Regions from separate parts of the Homo sapiens genome. Here region 2 is linked to region 1. Evidence: chromatin loops called from intact Hi-C (ENCODE). Cell type or tissue: MCF 10A. All regions are shown on one strand.

The links. Peaks named below come from ENCODE experiments on the same cell type or tissue, not always from the same donor. Only the 100,000 strongest peaks of a DNase experiment are listed, where the experiment ranks them.
Region 2: it touches region 1 in a loop (9-fold over the local background); 4 of 110 quality-filtered maps call a loop at or near these places.

What each region holds. Positions count from the first base shown.
Region 1 is chr2:238,718,416-238,723,415 of GRCh38, reverse strand. LINC01937 (long intergenic non-protein coding RNA 1937) reads right to left here and starts at 3,427. Exons shown (of 3, transcript XR_924050.2): 1 at 2,995-3,427. In MCF 10A, a CTCF peak has its summit at 3,090 (motif pointing left); a DNase peak (open chromatin) is centred at 2,905.
Region 2 is chr2:238,368,097-238,373,096 of GRCh38, reverse strand. All of the region lies in intron 15 of TRAF3IP1 (TRAF3 interacting protein 1), which reads right to left. Among named protein-coding and RNA genes, the nearest start is that of TRAF3IP1, 50 kb to the right of the region's middle. In MCF 10A, a CTCF peak has its summit at 2,138 (motif pointing left); a DNase peak (open chromatin) is centred at 2,136.

The sequences.
Region 1 (5,000 bases):
CTGAGCGATAAATCCGACTTGCTTAACTATAGATGTGTACTCAGTGGTCTTCAATGCTGGAGGGCACTGAGAAATTAAACTATATTATTTTTTGTTGAAATTAAACTATATTATTTTTGTTGTTTTTCATCCACTTTGTGTGGCAAAAGCCCACGGTACTGACAGGTGACAACGTGCTAGCAGCCCTCGCTTGCTCTCGGCGCCTTCTCGGCCTCCGCGTCCACTCTGGCCGCGCTCGAGGAGCCCTTCGGCCCGCCGCTGCGCTGTGGGGGCCCCTCTTTGGGGCTGGCCGAGGCTGGAGCCAGCTCCCTTTGCTCGCGGACAGGTGTGGAGGGAGACGTGGGGCTGGTCGCGGTGCTCGTGGGCCTGCACCGGTTCTGTGTGGGCGTGGGATCAGCGGCCCCGCACTCCGTGGGGCCTGCCAATGCCGGCTGGGTTTGACTGGAAGCTGGCTCCCATGCGTGGGCCCCCCTTCCCTCTTCGCGGGGTCTTTGGCCACGATGGGGGGCCTCCGTCTCTTTCTCACTTCCCCCCTCTTCCTCTTGGTTGTCTCGAATGAGCTCCCTCTGGGCTGCCAGACTGTCTGGGTTAGGTGTGGCAAAGTCCCGCTGCAGTGCCAGAGAGCGGTGAAGCCAGCTGGGCTTCCGGCACGGGTGGGGACTTGGAGAACTTTTGTGTCTAGCTAAAGGATTGTAAATGCACCAATCAGCACTCTGTCTAGCTAAAGAATTGTAAATGCACCAATCAGCACTCTGTCAAAACGGACCAATCAGCTCTCCGTAAAATGGACCAATCAGCTCTCTGTAAAATGGACCAATCAGCAGGATGTGGGTGGGGCCAGATAAGGGAATAAAAGCAGGCCACCAGAGCCAGCAGCAGTAACCCGCTTGGATCCAGGTCTGTACGCTGGGAGCTGTATTCTTCAGCTCTGTGTAATAAATCTTAATGCTGGTCACCCTTTGGGTTAGTGCTGCTTCTCTGAGCTGTAACACTCACCGCGAAGGTCTGCAGTTTCACTTCTGAAGTCAGCGAGACCATGAACCCACTAGAAGGAAGAAACTCAGGACACGTCTGAACATCTGAAGCAACAAACTCCGGGCACGCAATTTTTAAGAACTGTAACGCTCACTGCGGGTGTCCGCAGCTTAATTCTTGAAGTCAGCAAGACCGAGAACCCACCAACTCCGGACACAGTACTTTGATATCTTTTGCTCTATTTGCGTTTTTGTGTAACCTTATATTTCTGACTACTTTAAACCTACATATTATTAAGTCAACAAAGTTTAGCACTTTTTATATTCACGGATTTTATCTTTTATTATAACGTGAACTTTTTTCCATTTGATGCTTTTCAAATACTTCTGAAGCATTCTTAAATTTTTGCTTTCTTTGTATTTGTGTCAAGTAGACGCACTTTTTCCCCACTCTTCAATTTTTTCTTTTATGTGTTAATACATTTTTAAGTGTTAATTTTAAGCAATTCCTCCTCTTCCTCGTATTTCTTGATACGGTGTTGAGCATCGATTTGCTTGGGACTGTTTGGTTCATTTGATGTTTGCAATCCTCGAAGGCACAGCTATGAGCTCCGTTTTTTGGTTGAGGTAATTAAGTAGCAGGGTAAAGACTCAACAGCTAATCAATGGCCAACTGAGATTTGAACCCAAATTTATCTGGTTGCAAAGCTCGTGCTGTGTTCCATGCTGCTTGGAGATTTTTTTTTTCCACCAAATCTGAGATTGTCGGAATTTTGATTAGAAAGAATGAAATATCTATTTATGACTATAATGCTATTATGACAAGAAATCATTTAGCCAAATTTGCCTTTGGATGAATTGTCCGTGCCAAAAGGCCTTTGTCTTTTGGGTAAATTGGCTAATTGACAAACTACCAATTAGCCATTTTATTTGTTTTAATTTCCAGCTTTCCGTACTCTGTGTCTTTTAAGTTGTTTGTGCCAGAACGGTGCTATGTGTATCAGATGCTCAGTAATTATCTGTGGAACAAGTCACTGGTCTATAATGATATTGTTGTTGTCAATCTACTTAAGAACCAAAAATAAACTCCTCTTTTAATTCCCCCTATATAGAATAAGTCGCTTTGCATGTTTCTCATTCTTCTTTAACAATCCCTGTTCTTCCTCCATCTTCTATAATTTACTCAGAAGTAAATACGCAGACTTTTATTAAGTATTTTTCTCATGTAAAGTACACTTTTCAAGTTATTTTCATCTTTGTCCTTCCATTTTATATTCTGCTTTGCTTTGGTGTATTTCCGGTTCCTCTCTAATGCTTACTAATTTCAATATCCACCTCTAGTCCTATACGAGGACTTGCTATCTGGGGGTGGTTGATTTTTATTTGCCCCTTGATGGTCTAGTGCAGGTTTGGAGAAACTCAGGAACGAGGAATAGTCGTGCAGTGTCTGAGCCTTTGCCCTCCTGAGAACTGCTTTTCAGTTGTTTTCATGCACACAGGTTGCAGTGCTCAGCCCTGCCCCATTCAGCTCTTGAGAGGCATTCTTCTGGCTCCAGCAGATTCAAGATGGGAGAGAATGGAGACGGGTCTCCAAAGCACTATGGAATGCAGTGCATTCTGTAGGTTTTTCATGTGTTTGGTCGATACAGACGCAGAACATGCAATGCTATGCCACCTCCCTGGCCCTCTGCCCCTCCTGCCTTGCCTCATGCTTTGAGGATTCCATCTCTTCTGAGTTGGAGGAGCCGCCACCTCCCAGTGCACCTCTTCTGTGTAATACTGGGTTGCACAATAGAAATCGTTATCCTCGTCTGAGTGTTGAGCTGGGAAGAGGGAGCAAGTATGGACTAGTAGGGTGGTGATTCACCTACCGTTTTGGTGACCCTGTGCTTGTAACCCATCATTGGGATAGGGCAGCACGGCTACATTAATGACTCAACCTCCTCCTATCCATTGGAATGTGAGGCTCCGCTTCAGAGGAAGAGAACACATCACCTGGAGCTGAGCTGCTCGAGCTTACCCTGCACCGTGAGAAGGCTTCATCAGCCGTTGTCCCCAGCAACCTCCACTGCTGATGGGTCTTCTACGCTTCATTTGCTAGTCACACCGCCCTCTTGTGGTGGGGCCGGGGGAGTGTGCGCACCGATTGGTTACTCGGAAGCATTCGCATTTGCTGTTTCCCTAGAAACATTTGTTAGGTGGCACAGGTGTCTCCTGTAAGTTTCAGGGGGCGTGAAACTTACAGAGAGCATATTCTCTCCTCAGACCCTCTCAAGCTTAAAAGGCTTTGTTCGGTTCATCCCTTTCATTCTCTGTTGAGGAGACCGAGGCCAAATCACCAAAGCATCTTGCTAAAGCCTTTAAATGTCCACATCAAAACCCAGGTCACTTTTCCAGGGTTCTTTCCCTTTACATACAACCTGCACCTAATCACAAGAATTGTTTCTGCCATTTAGATTTGGTGTGGCATCCAAGAAAAAACTTTCCTGAAGGGATTAGGATTCCAAATGTTTGGAAATACGCAGCAATTTGGCGTCTTCTGTGCATAATTGCAGTCTCCAGGCGACAGGCCGGGGCGCCGGGATGTGTGAGGACCAGGCTGCCCCACCCCCATGTGGATGTGTCTGTCCATGATGGGCGTCCGCCAAAGCCTCAGCCTCTGCTGAGACCCAGACACATAGGGACCCTACAGGATGAGGACGTGCAGCCCAGGCAGACACCAAAACATGCTCAGTTTCTCCAGTGCCACAAAAACTGCTCCTTTAGCAAATTCAACCTATCCTGCACATTAAGCTTTCGATACTTTTAGCTGTTGTCCTGTTTTACTAAATGTTTTAGCATTGCTGAGCCAAACCCACACATCTCCATTGTTTAGAATCTGAGCAAGAGAGGCAGAGGCCTAGATTCTTCAGCAGTTCTAGAAACTGGAGAGTTCTCAAAGCTTCAAACAATAACCTACATACTGCAAAACGTGTGAATGTGTACAAACCAATTTGTTAATTAGAATATTGCCTTAGGGTCAGGCATGATGGCCCACTCCTGTAATCCCAGCACTTTGGGAGGCCAAGGCAAGAAGATCGCTTGAGTCCAGGAGTTTGAGATCAGCCTGGGTAATGTAGTGAGACCCCATCTCTACAAGAAATGTAAAAATTAACCAGGTGTGGTGGAGCATGCTTGTAGTCCTGCTACTTGGGAGGCTGAGGCAGGAGAATCGCTTGAGTCTAGGATGTCCAGGCTACAGGGAGCCATGTCATTGCACTCCAGCCTGGGTGACAGAGTGAGACCCTACCTCAAAAACAAAAAAACTATGTTGCCTCAGAATTCACAACTTTTCTGGAAACTGTGAGGCTCTTGGGAAAGTATTTGTGTGCCTGTGTTGGGGGTTTAGATATATGAATTTTTCACATGATGTTGGCGTATGCAGCAATGCAACATTTCAAGGTCTGGAATCCCTTTACTGGTTTAAGAATATTAAAAGTTAACTGAATTTTCTCTAAAATCATCATATCTGATATGTTTACATGAAAAATCATTTTTTCTTGAAATCTAGTAATTTTTAAAAAATAATTAGTTCTGTGCAGAAGCTCTTTAGTTTAATTAGATCCCATTTGTCAATTTTGTCTTTTGTTGCCATTGCTTTTGGTGTTTTGGACATGAAGTCCTTGCCCACGCCTATGTCCTGAATGGTAATGCCTAGGTTTTCTTCTAGGGTTTTTATGGTTTTAGGTTTAACGTTTAAATCTTTAATCCATCTTGAATTGATTTTTGTATAAGGTGTAAGGAAGGGATCCAGTTTCAGCTTTCTACATATGGCTAGCCAGTTTTCCCAGCACCATTTATTAAATAGGGAATCCTTTCCCCATTGCTTGTTTTTCTCAGGTTTGTCAAAGATCAGATAGTTGTAGATATGCGGCATTATTTCTGAGGGCTCTGTTCTGTTCCATTGATCTATATCTCTGTTTTGGTACCAGTACCATGCTGTTTTGGTTACTGTAGCCTTGTAGTATAGTTTGAAGTCAGGTAGTG
Region 2 (5,000 bases), 350 kb after region 1:
CAGAGTGAACAGGCAACCTACAGAATGGGAGAAAATTTTTACAATGTACCCATCTGACAAAGGGCTAATATCCAGAATCTACAAAGAACTTAAACAAATTTACAAGAAAAAAACAAACAACCCCATCAAAAAGTGGGCAAAGGATATGAACAGACACTTCTCAAAAGAAGACATCTATGCAGCCAACAGACACGTGAAAAAATGCTCATCATCACTGGTCATCAGAAAAATGCAAATCAAAACCACCATGAGATACCATCTCACGCCAGTTAGAATGGCAGTCATTAAAAAGTCAGGAAACAACAGATGCTGGAGAGGATGTGGAGAAATAGGAATGCTTTTACACTGTTGGTGACAATGTAAATTAGTTCAGCCGTTGTGGAAGACAGTGTGGTTATTCCTCAAGGATGTAGAACTAGAATTACCATTTGACCCAGCAATCCCATTACTGGGTATATACCCAAAGGATTATAAATCATTCTGCTATAAAGACACATGGACATGTACGTTTATTATGGCACTACTCACAATAGCAAAGACTTGGAACCAACCCAAATGTCCATCAATGATAGACTGGGTAAAGAAAATGTGGCACATATACACCATGGAATACTATGCAGCTATAAAAAAGGGATGAGTTCATGTCCTTTGCAGGGACATGGATGAAGCTGGAAACCATCATTCTAAGCAAACTATCACAAGGACAGAAAACCAAACACCACATGTTCTCACTCATAAGTGGGAGTTGAACAATGAGAACACATGGACACAGGGCAGGGAACATCACACACCGGGGCCTGTCGGGGGGCAGAGGGCTGGGGGAGGGATAGCATTAGGAGAAACACCTAATGTAAATGACGAGTTGATGGGTGCAGCAAACCAACATGGCACATGTATACCTATGTAACAAACCTGCACATTGTGCACATGTACCCTAGAACTTAAAGTATAATAAAAATGAAAAAGAAAGTGGAGAAAAAAACTTTTAAATGAATGTTACTTTAATGTGATTTTACTTCCCTTGACTCCCTCAACCCTACCATCTATTATTATTATGTTATTCTTCCACAAAACTATTTTTTCAAGAACTAGTTTAGGGATTTTGCATTCAATTCTGTAGTTATACTCAATTCTATATGCTTAATCAGTTTCAATAATCAATTTTAATTCATTTCACCTATACCAATGCTGCCCAATAGAAATATGCAAGCCATATACGTAATTTAATATTTTCTACTAGTTTCACTTTAAAAGTAAAAAGAAACAGATGAAATTAGTTTCAATAAATTTTATTTAATGTGATATATACAAAATCATTTCAACATGTAATCAATATAATAATTTCTAATGAGATAGTTTATATTCTTCTTTTCCAACACCATATTTGAAATCTGGTGTGTGTTTTATACTTAGGATATATTTCAGTTGGGATTCGTCAGTTTTCTAATACCCCCACCACATGGGCGAGTGGCCACTGCGCTGGTCATCCCAGGCCCACACTCAGGCTTTCCTTAGGCTTAGGTTTGGAAGAATATAAGAACAATCTTTTTTTGAGCTCTTGCATTATCTGGATGTGTCTTCCACTGTTTTTATGTATGAAATGACAATCTAGCTAAATAGTAAGAATCTTGGGTCAGTTTCTTTCTCTCCAAATGTTGAAGCAACTGTTCCTTTTTCTTCTGGCATTTAGGGCCACAGAGAAGTCTACAGCAAATCTGACTTTGGTTCTTTTCAAAAGAACCTATTTTTTCTTGATGTACAATATACTTGTAGGATTGTTTTTGGTTGTTCCCCCCACCAAAAAAAACAAAAACAAACCGAAAAAAACACCTGATCTCAACAATACTGCCAATATTGTGAGTTTCCTTTTTACCTGGCACATGAAAGCCCTTTTCAAGTGCAGACTCATAGAAGGTCAAGCTTCACGCTCTTTACGAAAAGTACAAAGCACCTCTAAAAAACAGACTTTCAATGTCGCATTAACTGAGATCAGAAAGCTAGTAAACTTCGTTCTTATCACATTTTACTCAGAAATCTATATTACTGTCCAAACGACAAATGTCCAAATTGTGGCAGAAAACCACATTACAAGAGAACTATGCCCGCTCCCTAGCACTCAGAGGCCTCGTGATGGGCTTAAAGCACCCCCTGGTGTTAGCATGGGGCTCACCAGAGGCTACAGCATGAAAAATGTCCGTAATTCCCCTAAATGCACATAGCTTCGTTTTTCACCTCTGGCAAGTGCTTCCCCACATTTTATCATTCATTCCCTTCCACTTCCCCCTTTCTCTTCTAACTTCTGTTCAACTGGCGATGAAATTCATCTCTTCAACAGTTGATGACATGCACTTAACGTCCACTGCTATGCTAGCCACGAGAGGGAGATGAGAGGCACTGGTCTTCACCTTATGAGATGCCCATTCCAGGGGAAAGTCAGTAACTGATCTTCCCTCCTGAGCCATTTGGTCCTGAAGCCATGAAGTGGGCAATGCCAGGGAAGCATGTACACTAGGCTGGGGGTGGGAGAGCCCGGGGTAGGGAGAATGGAGGCAGGAGCCCAGCACAGGAGGGAGAGGGCACCCACACGGCCAGGGAGACCAGGTAGGGAGGGCACAGACATTTGCACACACACATGTACACACACATACACAGACATGCACATACACATATATCACAGACATAGCCATGCATATATACACATGTACACATGCATGCAGACATGCACACGTATACATGTATACACTCAGACACGCACACATACGCATACACAGACATGCACAATACAGACATAAACATACACACATGCACACACAGACACAGACATTCACATAGACATGCACACACATATATACACATGCACACTTACAGACACACATACACGTTCACATATATACACACATACATACAGACATGCACACACGCATATATAACAAACACAGACACATACATTTTCCCCCTCTAGCTCTGTTCACTGAGATGACCTGAGAGCTGAACCTCCAAAAGTGGCAAACACTCCATTCTCCAATCAAAGGACCCAGGTCTCCTGGGGAAATGGCTGATTCTGGGGCTGGAGCAGGGAAAGAACAGGATGAGCCAGAAAGCAAGGAACAGCTCAAAGAATGCTGGGCGCAGGCTGAAAGGACACAAAGCCAGCTTGAAGGAGCTCTCCAGAGCCAAATCTGAGGCCATCTGCGCATGAAAATCATGGCAGTAAGAGATTACAGCCCACAGAGTCCAAGTGGAAGGCACAAGCCCATAATGATACAAACAAATGATTAAACTTAGTGAAGCACAGGGTACTTCGATTGTACAAAGTACTTCCTCCAAAATGCTAGTAATTACAAAGAGAAAAGGAGCGGCTTGACTGCAGAGAAGCTGGCAGACAGCATCCACATCGAGAGGCCACGGAGAGCGTCTGCAGTCAGGAACAATCTGAAACCTTGAACCACTCAGCAAGACGCAGCAAAGGCAGCACAGCCTCGTTTCTGGAAGGTTTCGGCCCAGGATGCAAAGTCTGACTCTAATCACAAGGAAACACCACACAAACCCAAACCGGGGGCCAGTCAGGAAAATAGCTGTACTGTTCAAAACTGTCAAGGCCAAATCAAGGGAAGAGCACAGACTGTTTGAGACTGAAAGAAACTTACAAAACACCTAACTCATTCTGGACTGGATGCTTCTGCAACAAAAAGCAGCAGAGCCAGAAAGCTCCCGCATGGAAGACAGTGGAACGCGCTCCACTTTTAATATCACTACCATTAATCTCTGAAGGCTCTGAAGTTCCCAAAAGTGTCTTTCACAAGTGAATGCTTTGCCTGCTTCTAAACCCGCTTTTCTTAGAAAGCTAATTTCAAAATTGTTAAAAATATATATTTACTTTAATTGCTTGGTTATTACTATTAAAATAACAGCATTATTTTCTATCATTTTTTACTGTAAATGAACTCTACTTGTACAAAGTACTTTTATTGTAGTACAATAAAAGCTTTGTTAAGCTACCTAGAAACCCAGTCAGAACCCAAAATACTAATATACAGAAATTACTCCCAAGTTTTAAAAACTAACATGGTGCATCATGTAAGAGTATAGACACAGTGTATTTTATTTACAAAGTATTTATCAATGGCCAGGCGCAGTGGCTCACGCTTGTAATCCCAGCACTTTGGGAGGCCGAGGCGGGTGGATCGCCTGAGGTCAGGAGTTCAAGACCAACCTGGCCAACATGGTGAAACTCTGTCTCTACTAAAAATAAAAAAAAATTAGCTGGACATGGTGGCAGGCGCCTGTAATCTCAGCTACTAGGAAGGCTGAGGCAGGAAAATCACTTGAACCTGGGAGGCAGAGGGTGCAGTGAGCCGAGATCACGCCATTGCACTCCAGCCTGGGCAACAAGAGTGAAACTCCGTCTCAAAAAAAAATTATTAATAACAATATCTAAAATAAATGTATTTCTACTTTATTTTCATTTTTTTTCTTTAAGGGATTTAAGAATATTCCTGAAAATATAAAACTTACATAGAGCAAAGCCTGGTATAATACAAGCCCTTCACTAAGTGAATGTCAGTCCTGCCCTCTGTGACAAGTATTGTAAGTATTATCAAGAGGCTTTATTAGTTTAAAAGGGGTCACATCTGGGGATGGAGGAAGTCTACTGGCCAGAAGAAACCGTACGGAGATTTCAATCAGAAAAACCTTAATAACAGTCCAATATGAAAAATTATATATGCATCACTGCTATAAATAGGAAATCGAAGCATTTTAATGCCAAGAATCTTAGTGTTTCTTTACTCTAAAATATCCCCTATAATCCATACCCTGGAGAAAAGTAATAAAGTTGTGCCATTGTTTCGTCCATTTCAGCCCTCCTGAGCCTGCTTTACCCACATTAAATTAAAAACTCAATAAAACCTAATTCATTCAGCCAAGTCCTGTTCCTCTAGTGATAGCTCTTCACTGGAAGCTGCTTTTCAGGTCAGAAACAGACAGCAAGGAATAATAGA